2 separate regions of the Homo sapiens genome follow, and region 2 is linked to region 1. A link is a contact called in ENCODE Hi-C or POLR2A ChIA-PET data. All regions are on one chromosome and are shown on one strand. The core of a region is the stretch at or near the end of the contact, and the rest is flanking DNA. Distances in the headings are between cores, read along the strand shown.

Region 1 (6,897 bases), core at 2,701-5,200:
CTGATTAGGCAGGCAGTTAGCTGGGTCCTCAGTTGAATTATTTCAAACAGAAGAACAACCTGCAAGCACAGATAAGGGAACCTGCATAGGAGGGCTTGCCTAAGATATGCCCACAGCCACACAGATAAGAAAGCCTACACAGGTGACTTGCCTGGACACGCCTGCAATGGAAAATTCTGTCCCCTGACACATGCACGGTAAGGGGAACAAAGCAATATGGAGTGACTCAAGCTAAGGACCTACATGCGCACTAGGAGGATAGGGTGGAGCTAGCAGAAGTTTGTGCCTTATGCAAATGAGATGCCAAGGCCTCATCAGTTTCTTATAAAAGCCTTTACATTCAACTGTTAAAATGGCTATCCTCTTCTGGACCCCCCTCCATGGCAGAGAGCTTTCTTTTTTTGCTTATTAAACGTTCACTCCAACCTCATCCTTTGTGACCACGCTTCTTAAATTTCTTGGTCATGAGAGAAAAAACTCGAGTGATACCTCACAACGAGAGACTACTACGTTGTGGTGCATTGGTGAAACTGTAAAACTTGTCTTGAACTCCTGCACTCAAGTGATCTGCCTGCCTTGGCCTTCTAATGTGCTAGGGTTACAGGTGTGAACCACCATGTTTGGCCTGAAATTAGTATTTTTTTTTTTTTTTTTTTTCTGAGATGGAGTCTCTGTCTGTCTCTCCGGCCGAAGTGCAGTGGCGCAATCTTGGCTCACTGCAAGCTCTGTCTCCCGGGTACACACCATTCTCCTGCCTCAGCCTCCCAAGTAGCTGGGACTACAGGCGCCAGCCACCACACCTGCCTAATTTTTTGTATTTTTAGTAGAGACGGGGTTTCACCATGTTAGTCAGGATGGTCTCGATCTCATGACCTCGTGATCCTCCCGCCTCCCCTCCCAAAGTGCTGGGATTACAGGTGAGAGCCTCCGCGCCTGGCCCTGAAATTAGTTTTAAGGAGGAGGTGGAGCCCCAAGTCCCTCCTGCTCTGCAGCTGCTGAGTGGCTGCCCCTCAATCACAAGACTAGAGGTCTGTCATCTTTACAAGATAAGATAAGGGTCTCTGAAGTGAGGGACTTGAACTTGAAAAGAGGTGATTAATGACAGTTCACTTTTCAAATATCAAAGCTCCAGCTTCTACCCAGTTTGGCTTTCAGACTTCTAGCCACCAGGCAAGTATTTTCCAGGCAGGAAAAAGGGAAAAGTATCTTTTGGGTACTTCTCTGATAATTCCAACAGAGAGATCTGATCTGCGATTCCTCAGGAAAACAGGCCCTCTCTCTGGAGGTGACCACACATTACTGAGTCATGAAATAAATTTAGTATATTGTGTCCATACAATAGGAAAAAAGTATCAGATTATATCACAATAATAAAGGGAAGTATTGAAGTATTGTGAAAAAAGTATGGTGAACCTTTTCTAAGATGCACGCACACACATTCACATACCCAGGGTTATCATGTAAAATACATTTCTTACTGTTGACTTGATCAAAACGTTTTGAAAGCCACTGCTCTGTGGTGAGATAAAAATTGATAAGCCACATTCATATGTTATGAGCTTCCATCAGCTTCTCTTCCTCAGTCTAAAAGATGACATTGGAGGATTGCATGGAATATAAAAAACAAAAACAGAAAAAAAACCCACAAAAAAATGGAGAAAAAGCAACTTGGAGAAAACAGAGACTCCAGAGGGGGGAAAAAAAAAAAGGCAGGGCTCAATGGCTCACGCCTGTAATCCCAGCATTTTGGGAGGCTGAAGGGGGTGGATACCTGATGTCAGGAGTTGGAGACCAGCCTGGCCAACATGGTGAAACCCAGTCTCTACTAAAAATACAAAAATTAGCCAGGCGTGGTGGTAGGCATCTGTAATCCCAGCTATTCAGGAGGCTGAGGCAGGAGAATTGCTTGAACCCAGGAGGCAGAGGTTGCAGTGAGCTGAGATGGCACCATTGCACTCCAGCCTGGGCAACAAGAGCAAAACTCAATCTCAAAAAAATATTCAAAAAAGAAAAGAGACTGCAGCTGGGCGTCGTGGCGTATGCCTGTAATTTCAGCACTTCTTAGGATACTGAGGCAGGAGGATTGCTTGAGCCCAGGAGCTCGAGACCAGCCTGGACCACATGGCGAGACCCCATCTGTATTTAAAAAAAAAAAAAGGGCCAGGCACAGTGGTTCACACCTATAATCCCAGCACTTTGGGAGGCCGAGGTGGGCAGATCACAAGGTCAATAGATCGAGACCATCTGGCAAACATGGTGAAACCCCATCTCTACTAAAAATACAAAAATTAGCTGGGTTTGGTGGCTCACGCCTGTAGTCCCAGCTACTTGGGAGGCTGAGGCAGGAAAATCACTTGAACCCGGGAGGCGGAGGTTGCAGTGATCTGCCACTGCACTCCAGATTGGCAACAGAGCAAGAACCTGTCTCAAAAAAAAAAAAAAAAAAAAAAAAAAGACTGCCTCCGTATGCTCAGAGATAAGATTATATTAAACAAGAATATTAAAGAAGGACTATTCAGAAAACAACAAAAGAAAAGCTTTTCAAAATAAAAAATAAAATTGTGGAAATGAAAACTGCAATAGAAGAGTTGGAAGACAGATGTAGGGAAATCTTGATCACTTCTGTATCCATTTCTAGCACCATACTCTTTGCAAATGAAACCATAATGAAAGATTTGTTAAATGACTAAATAGACTAATAACTGTAACACAGAGAGGGTAAGACATCTGCCCAAGGTCACACAGATAATTTTCAGAGCTAGGAATGGAAACCAGGTCACCTGGCTAAGAAATCTCTCTAACATCCTAGAATAATGCAATCAATGTATCAAAATGCTTAAATGTATTTTACATGATTAAGCACATGTTTTGTTTGCATTTTGATATGTGGTAGTGAGAAAAGAGTGGGCTGAACTGAGTGTGGCATTCATGGTTTTATCCTGAATCATCATCACTTCAGTCATGTCGATAGCGTCAGGGGCTCTGTGCCTGTCTTAGTCAGTGGCCTATAAACAACAGAAACTTCTTTCTCGGAATCTGGGAGGCTGGAAGTCCAAGGTCAGGTGCCAGCATGGTTGGGTTCTGGTGAGTACCCTCTTCAGTATTATATCCTCTCATGGAAGAAACAGGGCAAGAGAGCCCTCTGGGGTTCCTTTTTTTTTTTTTTTTTTTTTTTTTTTTTGGAGATGGAGTCTCGCTCTGTTGCCCAGGCTGGAATGCAGTGGTATGATCTTGGCTCACTGCAACCTCCGCCTCCTGGGTTCAAGCAATTCTCCTGCCTCAGCCTCCCAAGTAGCTGGGATTACAGGCGCATGCCACCACACCCCGCTAATTTTTTGTATTTTAGTAGGGACGAGATTTCACTGTGTTGCCCAGGCTGGTCTCAAACTCCCGAGCTCAGGCAATCCGCTCGCCTTAGCCTCCCTAAGTGCTGGGATTACAGGCCTGGCACCAATCCCATTCATGAGGTAGCCACCCTTATGACCTAATTAGTTCCCAAAGGCCCCACCTCCTAACACCATCACATTGGAGGTTAGGATTTCAACATATGAGTTTTGGGGGTGCCACAAACATTGAGTCTGTTAGTACCTATGATTTTTGTGGCGTTATTGGATATTCAAAGGATATTATCAATGACTCTGCTGAAGAGAGAGATACTGTGTAGTGAGAAAAGACCAATCTACAGAAGCCAACTATTTTAACGCTTGATTACGTATTCTGTATTAAAATAAAATGTTAGGATATAAACGTTGGACCATGAGTTTAACAGAATTTTTGAGAAAAAAAAAAAAAACAACAAACTCTTTGTGAGCCTGAATACTCAGAAAAGCCCAGAAAGTCATTCGGGTGGTGTTGCCTACGCTGGTAAACTCCTAAAGAAGAGGCAGATGGACATTTGGCTGTTCCTGCAGTTTTCAGTTAGAACATTCTGGTCCTTTCCAGCTGGGTCTAACATCAGGCCTATTCTGTTTTTCCACACAAGATGTTTACACATAGTTAAATATAATCTCTGCAGACTGTTATTAACTTTAGACATATAAAACTCCTTCTACATAACCTCCAACCTGTCACAAGCAAGGGTGTGATTCTTGGAGCTCTAGAAGTTTATTATAATAAAAAATTAGAGCTCATGCCTGTAATCCCAGCACTTTGGGAGACTGAGGTGGGGAGATCACTTAAGGCTGGGAGCCTGAGAGCAGCTTGGGCAACATAAGGAGACCCCATCTCTACAAAATTTAAAAATTAGCTGGGCATGGTGACGTATGCCTGTAGTCCCAGCTACTCGGGATGCTGAGTGGAGAGGATCACTTGAGCCCAGGAATTTGAGGTTGCAGTGAGCTGAGACTGCACCACTGCACTCCAGCCTGGGCAACAGAGCAAGACTCTGTCTCCAAAACAAACAAACAAAATGGATAAAAAGTTAAAGAGGGCCGGGCGCGGTGGCTCACGCCTGTAATCCCAGCACTTTGGGAGGCCGAGGCGGGCGGATCACGAGGTCAGGAGATAGAGACCATCCCGGCTAAAACGGTGAAACCCCGTCTCTACTAAAAATACAAAAAATTAGCCGGGCGTAGTGGCGGGCGCCTGTAGTCCCAGCTACTTGGGAGGCTGAGGCAGGAGAATGGGGTGAACCCGGGAGGCGGAGCTTGCAGTGAGCTGAGATCCCGCCACTGCACTCCAGCCTGGGCGACAGAGCAAGACTCCGTCTCAAAAAAAAAAAAAAAAAAAAAAAAAGTTAAAGAGAATTCTTCCACATCGTATATTGCCCATTACAAAAGATTTCTGCTGATCTCTATCTTCTTCAGGGGAGCATGGCTATTTTCTTTCAATTTATTGCTATGACATGTCAGGAGGTCTTTCTAGCTCAGATTTTTTTCCCTCTCTATTACCAAATAAAGCAATTTGTCTTATTTTGGATCAGAATAATAATGGTAATTAGGTCATAAGGCATATTGCTGTGAAAGTAAAAATTCGATGGAGTATCTTTGAAGCATGTTACCAGGATACTTTGGAGTTGGGTTTGTGGAAAACATGAGCTTAAATTAAGGTAAAGTTTTGATCCTCAGCAGTACTGCTTGAACCTGATAACAAAACTGTCACTGAATGCCAGTGCACACAGAGGTCCTTGTTTTGAGTGACTGCACACAGGAGGAAGGGGAGGAACAATGATCTGAAAACTTTGTGGGGTTCAATCAGCTCAGCAAGTTTCTAGCTAATGGACAGGGAATCATTTTGATGTGTCCCCTGCAGAGATGGCTTCTGTTAGTCTTCTTCAAGTACTTCCCTATACGTGGGGACATCTACTGGGGGTGGCTGGAATAAAGAAGAAGAAACCCAAGATTAAAAAATAATAAGGGACTCTGCATTCAAACACATCTGAGAGGACTGAAACTCGATTGGGTATGGAATCAACTAGTTACTACTCTAGTTTATGGGAAACCCCCAAACCAAGTTTCTCTATGAGACAGAATAATGTTCTGCCACTCAACTTCCAGTAACGACGGTCATGCAGAAATCACCTTAGAGATCGTCTATGTATGGCCTGTTCTCTTGCCTATGACATTGGCATGCATACGTAGTGATTTTCTAACAATGGGTATCATGAAACAGAATCACTCATGTAGGCAGTTTGCCATTCTGATGGACTGATGGAGTTGCAAATGTTAAGTGGAGTATATTTCACTTTTATAATAATAATAATAGCCACTTACTGTATGATGAGCTTTCACTGGTCTAAGAAATTTACCTCATGAGATAGGATAGGTACTATTATTATCTTATACTGTTGAGGAAACCGAAACATAGTAGTGTTAAAGTGGTGAGTTGGAGCAGGCTGATTTGAGAGACCTTGGGCTCTAGCCCAAAGAGTTTTAGATATGGACTTAGAAGACAATTGTAAACAAAAAAAAAAAAAAAAAAAAGAAGAAAAGCAGGTGTCTTGAAGAGTCTCAAAATGAACACTGCCCAAGGAGTATTTTATTGACTTAATTATTTAGAGAGGGAAAAGGTCTTTAAGAATATGGGTGGTTTATAAATTAGAAGTGTAAGCAGGACAGAAGCTAAATTATTCAGGAATTAGCAGTAATATTTATGATTTGGTAGTCGTTTAATCAGCTGCTAAATGACTATAAGCAGCTGAACTAAATACAGGTTTTAGTTATTTAAAATTGAAAGGGTATTGTCTTAAGAGATACACACATTTTTTTTTTTTTTTTTTGAAACAGAGTTTTGTCTTGTTGCCCAGGCTGGAGTGCAATGGCGTGATCTTGGCTCACTGCAACCTCCACCTCCCAGGTTCAAGCGATTCTCCTGCCTCAGCCCACTGAACTGCCTTGGTCTCCTAAAGTGCTGGGATTACAGGTATAGCCACCACGCTTGGCCAATACAGACATCTTAATCATTTCAACAGCAAATGAGTGCAGGCTGTTCCTTTTCTCGGGCAAGGCTGTGTGAAAGGAAAGTCTGCCTTCCTGTGTTTTTTCTTTTTTTCTTTTTTGTTGGGATAAAGTCTCACTATGTTGCCCAGGCTGGTCTCAAACTCCTGGGCTCAAGGAATCCTCCCACCTCAACCTCCCAAAGTGTTGGGATTACAGGCATGAGCCACCATACCCGGCCCTTTTTTTGAGATGTTAACACTTAACGTCTCAGGTGGGGGAATGGGCAAGAACCTCTTGCTGTTTGACCCACAGAAAAGAATTATTAGAGTGGCTTCTGTGGGTTGAAAGCTCACACTTGCGAGACACTTTGTTCAGAGTTTTACACTCATTGTCCCTAACACTCATAACTCTCCTGTGAAGTAAATATCCTTGTCCCCATTTCATAGATTGGGAAAGTATGTCCTACTCCATACAGCTCCTAAGTGATGTGTTAAAATGTAGGGTTGCCTTAATCTCAAAG
Region 2 (7,593 bases), core at 4,290-6,789, 110 kb before region 1:
GTTTGGCAAAATGGATTAAAAAGTGGTGGCATTTATGAAGATAAACAATTAGGAGGATGTGATGTCTGCCATATCCTCGGTCCTTCCTAAGAAATTTGCTTCTACGAAACTCTTTTTTCTAAACAGCTTTATTGAGATATGATTCACTTACCATGCACTGCTTCTATGTTGATGTAGAAGTCAGTGGCTTTTAGAATAGAGTTTTAGCACAGAGTCGTGCAACCTTCATCACAATCAATTTTAAAACATTTCATCACCCCAAAAGGAAATTCCATACCCATTAACTGTCATGCCCCAATCCCCCACCCCCACCCACAGCCCTAAGCAATCACTAATCTAGTTTATATAGAGATGTGCCTTTATATATAGTTCTGGGCAGTTCATATCAATGGAATCACACAATATGTGGTCTTTTACGACTGGCTTATTTCACTTAGCATAGGGCAGTTGGGTGATTAAAACATTCTTGAAAAAGGCAGCCAAGTGTCCTACCTTTGGCCACAGTGACAGATTGGATCAGTGGGCCCTTGAGGGTAGCCAGCCCACAGGCTGGTCAAGAACCGATAAGGAGGTATGGCATGAAAATATGTGCCAGAAAATCATATTCTCTCCAATTTGAACCACAAAAATACTGAGAGAATGAGGCAGCATTCAGTAGGATCTAAAACTGGCATGGACATTCCATGAGCTAGAGTTGGCTTGTGAGGCGTCAAGGCATGCACGAGTTATGCAGAAGTGGAAATATGAGTAAGATGAGAACGAGGAAACAAGTTAGCAGAGTTGTCAGGTAAAGAAACAATGCACATCCCAGGCATGGACCAGCCACTCAGAAGCAAGTGTCAAGTGGGATAGCTGAGTTAGGTTAGCGACACATGCAAAAGCCACCCTGATTCCTGCTCTTAACATCCAAGAGTTGCTCTGGGCTCTCACTTTTCCTGACCCATTACAGTTTCTCTTCCCCTGGGGCCTGGTTTTGGTTTTTGCTTTTTCAGCTTTAACTAGGTTCTCCCACCTATGTATCCTTACAATAAAACCAACATTATTCGAAGTGATTCAAATGAGCTTAACATGAAAAGCAGCTAAGTGGGATGAGGGAATAATGAATTCAGTACAAGACGTGCTAAGTATGAGGTATGGGACTCCAGGCTGAGTAGGTGTTGGGATATATATGCACCTATAGCAGGGGAGTTGGTAATGCGAATGGCATTTGCAAGGCTTCGATGTAGACAGAACTCGTAGATACAGTAACATGAAGGGGAAAGACAGAAAGATGCTTACAAAAGATGTTTCCTTTGTAAGAGGGGCAGCCAGGGTGGTGGGTGAAGAACCAGGAGGTAGTGGTTGGGGACCAAAGCCACAACCCTAGTCTCATTATGCACCAACCTAGATGCCAGCAACTCTTGCAATGGAACTGCTTGGTCTTCATTACTTCCCCTACCTGCTGAGGAGAGCAGACTAATTTCCTCATTCTCAGCTTTGATTTCCATTTAACTCAATGAACGTTCACCTAGGACTGACTTATGCAAAACACTATGCTATGAGGAATACCAAGGGGTGGGGTGGGGTGGTGATTACATCCCTAGACTCAAGGAAAAGGAGAGACAGACCTACTGTTTCTTGTAAGCTTAACTTGCATCAATCTGGCACCATGTGAGACACATGGTTATCTTGCTTAAACCTCTCAACAACCAAGGCAGAAACTGAATAATCATGGGCTTGAAACAGAGAAAACTTGGCTTCAATCTGAGCATCAGTTAGTGATGGTGAAACCTTGCTCTAAGCTCCATTGCAGAGGGCTGTTTGAGTATTAAATGAGATAATATGAGTACAATTCCTCATACATAGTAAGTGCTGGATACACTGGAGCTGTGATTTATTATAATTATTATTGGTAGTAGTATCCACTTGCTTATGAGGAATAGACCTGGCTTTAGTTTCAGGTGTTCAGACTGACTACTTTTCCACTACATCATATTACAGTCTATGAGAATAAAGGATGTCTACTCCAATAACCACAATTCAAGGCAAAACAGGGCAGGGACAAGTCAGAAGAACTGGTGGGTTCCAGCCCTGCCACCTCTTCTGCACTCACTGTGCAAGTCATCTGATCCCTGCCTCTCCACCACTCCCCTGACTTCACATGGTTGTTTTACAGCTCGACTGACACTGTGCATGAAAGCATTTTGTAGACTGTGAAAACGTGTGCAAAGGTTACAATTTGTTGGGGAAAACCAGCCAAGTTAGGCTTTATGAAACACTTTTGGGTATTCCAGATGAATTTTTCATATAAGTATGCTCTCGGGAGGTGGCCCACTGTAAACACTTACCAGCCCCAAGTTACTTAGGCAAGATGCTTGTGGCAGGGAATACCTAGATCAGACTCCAGGACAGGTGGAGGCAGAGCCTCAGTTGGGGGAGGATGCCAGTAGGAGAGGCGTAGGAAGGACAGAGACAAAGTCCACACCCACGTCGGTAATTTCCCTGCAGGCCTCTCTGAAAAAGCCCAGACACCACAGCTCCACAAATCCTCCCCTGGGCCACCTAGGGTGTTAGTGTCATCTGTGGCTACATCGACTGACTGAAGCCCTCGTAATTAGCCACAAACTAGTAAAACAGAAAGCCAGGAAAAAAGACCACATCAGTGGAAGTTGCCTTTGGAGATGAATTCAGACCACCCAGAAAGCCACTCAGTTCTGCTGAGTTTACCAAATCTTAATGCACAACATGATCAATAACAAATAGTGAGAAGTAAACACCAAATCTGACCCTCTAATTCTGAAACAAACAGAAACCAACTAGAACAAAGAGAGTAGACATTAGGGATAGTTGCCAGGGCACCTACAGCACGGCATACACTATTGGCTGAAAAACACATTGTATTACCTCGAGGTGCAGAGACATGTAGTCTGAAGGATTGTCCAGAGTCTGTTGTTTGTTGATCTGATTTGGTGAATTGTGTTTATAGAAGCACCAAGAGCAAGTAAAAGATTATTAGGACGCAGCCCTTGCTCTCTTGAAGCTTACATCTTAGACATTTATTTGAAACCACAGCAACCAAGAAGTATATAATGACTGCTCAATTGTGTAACCCCAACTATAACAATTTAGAATTTGGCAGATATTAGTGAAGCCTGGAAATATCAGGGAAGCCTCCATAGAGGAGCCAGAACTTAGCTGCAGCTTGGAAAAGAGGACTTTCCACTTGATGGGAATAAATACCTGGCACATAGTAGGTGCTCAATCAATGTTTGTTGGATAAACATTGCTGAGAAAGTGCATGCAGCTGGGCATGAGCAAGGTGGTTGGGTGGCCGGTCATGCCATACTGCAAAGCCACACTGCCTTATCTTCCTTCTGATGCATCTGATCAACACCCCCAAGGAAAGGCAGTTAAGGTGATTCTGTTTCCTTTTGCCATTTCTATTCTCAAGTGAAGGAGAGGTAGAGATCTGGGGGGAAAGAAGAAACGCCCTTTTAGCACAGAGGACCTGATCACCCTCGCCACTGTCCTTTATAGCAATTTAGAAATAAACCTTCAGGTGTACACTTTACAACTTGGACCATGCCATTAATGTCAGTCCCAACTATAATACCACCGTCATGCACTCTGGCTCCTGCTATTCCTCAGAAAAGACTGTAAATCCTTGCAATCTGTAGAATCCCCATTAAAGCTCTGAATAAATGTCCTCAACAATTAAAATTCATTCATTACATGAATTTTTTTAAACTCGCAGTCTTGCATATAAATAGCAAAGGGAATGCTGCATGCAGCTAGTCCATAGATTAAGCAAAGCAGACAGATAAAGATATACAAGTAGCCACAGGACTGGTGTGAATTGTGATTTATAAGCCAAATAGGAAGAGAGGGGAATAGTGTCTCCTCTGGTCATAAGATTTTGTTCATTTTGTCTATTTGTAGACAAAAGTCTACAACCTACTTTCAACATAAATGTGTGATCCATTTCTGTCTCCAGGAGCACAAATTTTAGGTATATTCGGACATCCATCCTTCCCCTTTCAGCCAGGAGCCATGCAGATGTGTAGGAATGGAGGAGTCATCATTTTACAGAAGAGGAAACTGAGGTTCAGAGAGGCTACGTGATGTCAAAAATCATAGCTGCAGGCCTGGCGCAGTGGCTCACGCCTGTAATCCAAGCACTTTGGGAGGCTGAGGGGGGCGGATCACCTGAGGTCAGGAGTTCGAGACCAGCCTGGCCAACATGGTGAAACCCCATCTCTACTAAAAATACAAAAATTAGCCAGGTGTGGTGGTGGGTTCTTATAATGCCAGCTACTCAGGAGGCTGAGGCAGGAGAATCGCTTGAGCCTGGGAAGCGGACGTTGCAGTGAGCCGAGATTGCACTACTGCACTCTAGCCTGGGCAACAAGAGCGAAATACCATCTTAAAAAAAGAATCATAGCAGACGTTAGGATCAGAACCGATCTACAGGAATGCAGAAGTTTCTTCACCCCTAGAACTTTGCTCTTTTATGCATACTCAGTATTTCTCAAGGTATGCTCCACAAGACACAAGTGCCTAGAACATAGGTGCTTTGTGGAAAGGAAAAGACAAAATGTCATGGTCGTCATGGTCAGATAAGTTTTGGAAGTGCTGGATCAGACAAATTTAAGTGGGCTTTTTCATTTGTTTGTTTGGACTGTAGAACTTATAGGACTTGTAACAAGATTTCTTTCCACAAAAGTTGGGGGAGTGGGGAATGCACAGATAGTGCCTACAGGCTTTCTCAGACTCTGACATCAGAACACTTTTTACCGCATGAAATAAATACCTGGGAGCCCCTTAGGGTCCAGCAACCTTTCACACAACGTAGCTTAGAAAATGCTGTGCCGAGCCCCTCTTTCTCAGCTATTTCATGGGCTGGAATGGCATTTGTCCACATTTTGTGGGGCTTCCTTGTCTCTCTGCAGATGCTTCTGAGCCAAGTCCAGAAGACGTGGGAAGTGGGGTCTCTTGGCACTGATGTAGCTACAGCACGAAGGTATTGTGTTTCTCCTTCCTAGGCACCCAAAGTGAGAGCAGCAGGGCGCAGCAGTGCCCAGAGCTGACTGATGGCATCAGGAAATCTAGCTCATCCCAACCACAGGCAGTTTTTAAAATTGGGGTTGTGGCTCCCCCTGCTAAAGGTATCCTCACAGGATGTCATATCAGAGCTCAGCCCCCGAGTGAGAAACAGTTATGCCTAGGGGTATGGAAGGGAAAAAGAGGAGGAAACGGGGGCTTTAATTTCCATCCCTGACTTTTTCCCGGCTGCCTTTGTAAGACTTTGGTCACCTGCTCCTAAAATGCCTCTTCAGCTGTGTTTCTACAGAGGTGTTAACTGCTTTCCTCACCGGGGACTGTGCAAAGGGAGACCTCTGTTTCTGGTTCAGCGACATTACCCACGGACCTTGTTACCAACCTTGGCGACCAGAGAACGCTGATCTCCAAAGGTCTAGACCCGGTGAAACAGCGTTCGGTGGCCACTGACCGGTTTCCAGAGTCAGAGCTCCCCCTGCTGGAATCCAAAGCACGTCGTAACCCTGTCTGGACGTATTTTATTCCACAAGACCGTGCAGCCCTGATTGAGTGAACTTTCCACCAGCCACTTTATCCTCATACACAGGCATTTTCCGAGGAGGACTTGAGCCGACATCAGTGTTTGGCCATTCGCGGTTCTCGCTTCCCCTTGGTTATTTCCCCTTCGCTGAAATATATTCTAGTTTTCCCAGCCCAGATCTAATTGGACTCCTCCGGGCTGGGAATTTAGGTTTGGGAGATTTCCCAAATTAAACCATGAAGTTTATCACTAATATAATTACATTTCTCAAATACCAGACCTTTTGCATTGCTCATCTAGATGGGGGAAAGGAAGAAAGGAAAAAGTGAGGAAGGGAGGGAGAGAGGGAGGGAGGGAGGGAGGGAAGGAAGAAAGGAGGGAAGGAGGGAAGGAGGAACAGTGAGTCCTGCTTTTCTATCATGGGATAATAACATGTCTAAAAAAAGTGTTTCCCTTAATTGGGACCCAGGGGACGGAGAGTAGAAAAATACCTCCAGAAAGTCCCCCTTCGGAGTGGGGTCTAGAGCACAGATGTTGGGAATCAGGTTTCACTCTGCTCCAACAGCTCAGCCTTTCCATGCCATAAGGACCCTGCGCTGTCTGCCGAGGAAAACAACGAACAGTAAACCTTTGCTCATTTCTAGCTTCATCTTCAGAGACCGGATTCTCCAGAATTCCTGTGGCTGAGTAATTCCATGTCCCTTGATTTGGGGAATTCCTCCTAGGTAAAGCTTTAACAGACACCATTCTATTTGAAATCGCAAGTACTGTGCATCTTTTCATTTGCTAAAGGAGAAGAAGAAGGGAAAGAAGGAAGGAGTAGAACCCAGTCAGTGTGAAATGTGTATCTCTCCTGTGGGACAGCGGCAAGGTTTTCTGCTGGTTTTCTAGATCAAACGAGGACTCCTTATGAACTACTGGCACAGAATTTCGAGGCTCTTTATGACTTAGAATTAGGGAGCATGTTGGCTGTGTTTTCCTCCTCCAAAGGTGGAATGTGTGGCCATTTTGGGGCACCTTGAAAATAAAAAATGGAAAGATACCAAATGCAAAAGCCTAAATAAAGGCATACCTCCTTCAACTCAGTAAATAATTATTCAGATTTACAAAAATGAATAAATAAGGGAGCAAATCTTCATTTTACAGAAGTATGCATACACCATGAGATTCCTTTACATTCCAAGTTCCCCTGATGCATAAAACATATGACTAGATTTACAAAAACTTGATTTACACAATTTTTTAGGAAAACAACTTTGCAGAAAGATTAGGTATGATTAGATGCTAGAAGAGCTCTTCTCTCAAGGGAAAACAAATGAGCTTAGCTAACGGGAGATGGTGGAGTTAATAACCAAAAAATTCTTCATGCCATTTGAAAGAGTTGATTTCAATATTGTGAAGTTCTTAAAGATTTCTTAGGCAACTCCAAATGACTGCTTACAGGCATGGGAACAGAACTCCTGGAAGGGACTGCAGCAGGAAATGGGCAGTGTTCAACCCTTTCTGAACTCAAGGGTTCCAGAAGAGAGCCCGTGAGGCCAAATGTGTCAGCTAGGAAATGATAGGGTCTGCCCCCTGTAGGGCAAAGGGAACCTGTACGTTGTCCTTGAAGGACTGACATATTCCTCTCTCCTTCTAAACGCCAGTCCTTCCACTTCTATGAGGATAAATACTGGAGAAAGGAGAGAAGAGGAGGGGAGGGGAAGGAGAAAGGGAGGAGAGGGAAACCTGTGTGGCACTGAGGGCGTTTGGCTGAAGCTAAAAGAAGAAACCTAATTCTAAGTGAATACATTTGTTCCAGAGAGGTCTAAGAAGACTCTCGGAGCCTTGCAGCCTGGAGCTGGATTTTCCTCTGAAGCCCTGCCATGCAAAGGGCAAACAAATGACCATGTAGATGATGCAAATGAGGGTTTCTCATGTATTTCTCCCTGAATGATCGAAGACGCTTCACTTTAAAATTCATACTCAGAATAATTAGCCATTCTAACCTTTAAAAAAAAAAGAGTTCACATGCATACTCTTTTCTAATAAATAAA

What was found. A loop is a pair of places that touch in the nucleus more often than their neighbours do. ChIA-PET counts read pairs that join two places held with the same protein, here RNA polymerase II (POLR2A). Pooled maps may share reads with other maps.
Region 2: a map of PC-3 shows a loop between it and region 1 (4-fold over the local background). The contact joins two enhancer-like sites. A Hi-C loop is called at or near these places in 3 of 168 maps with a recorded cell type or tissue (Calu3, PC-3 and mammary epithelial cell) and 3 of 50 pooled maps. POLR2A ChIA-PET finds 5 or more read pairs at or near these places in 5 of 52 experiments (OCI-LY7, Panc1, RWPE1 and 2 more).

The regions. Positions count from the first base shown.
Region 1 is chr2:173,284,849-173,291,745 of GRCh38, reverse strand. LOC105373743 (a long non-coding RNA gene) reads left to right here. Exons shown (of 4, transcript XR_923585.4): 4 at 1-430. Among named protein-coding and RNA genes, the nearest start is that of MAP3K20-AS1, 6.3 kb to the right of the region's middle. RefSeq lists an enhancer at 5,444-5,603. Within about 2 kb of position 3,950, at least 2 of the 41 ENCODE cell types and tissues checked have a DNase peak (open chromatin) inside an H3K27ac peak, as active enhancers do.
Region 2 is chr2:173,400,502-173,408,094 of GRCh38, reverse strand. No RefSeq gene overlaps it. Among named protein-coding and RNA genes, the nearest start is that of CDCA7, 49 kb to the right of the region's middle. RefSeq lists a silencer at 5,430-5,599. Within about 2 kb of position 5,539, at least 2 of the 41 ENCODE cell types and tissues checked have a DNase peak (open chromatin) inside an H3K27ac peak, as active enhancers do.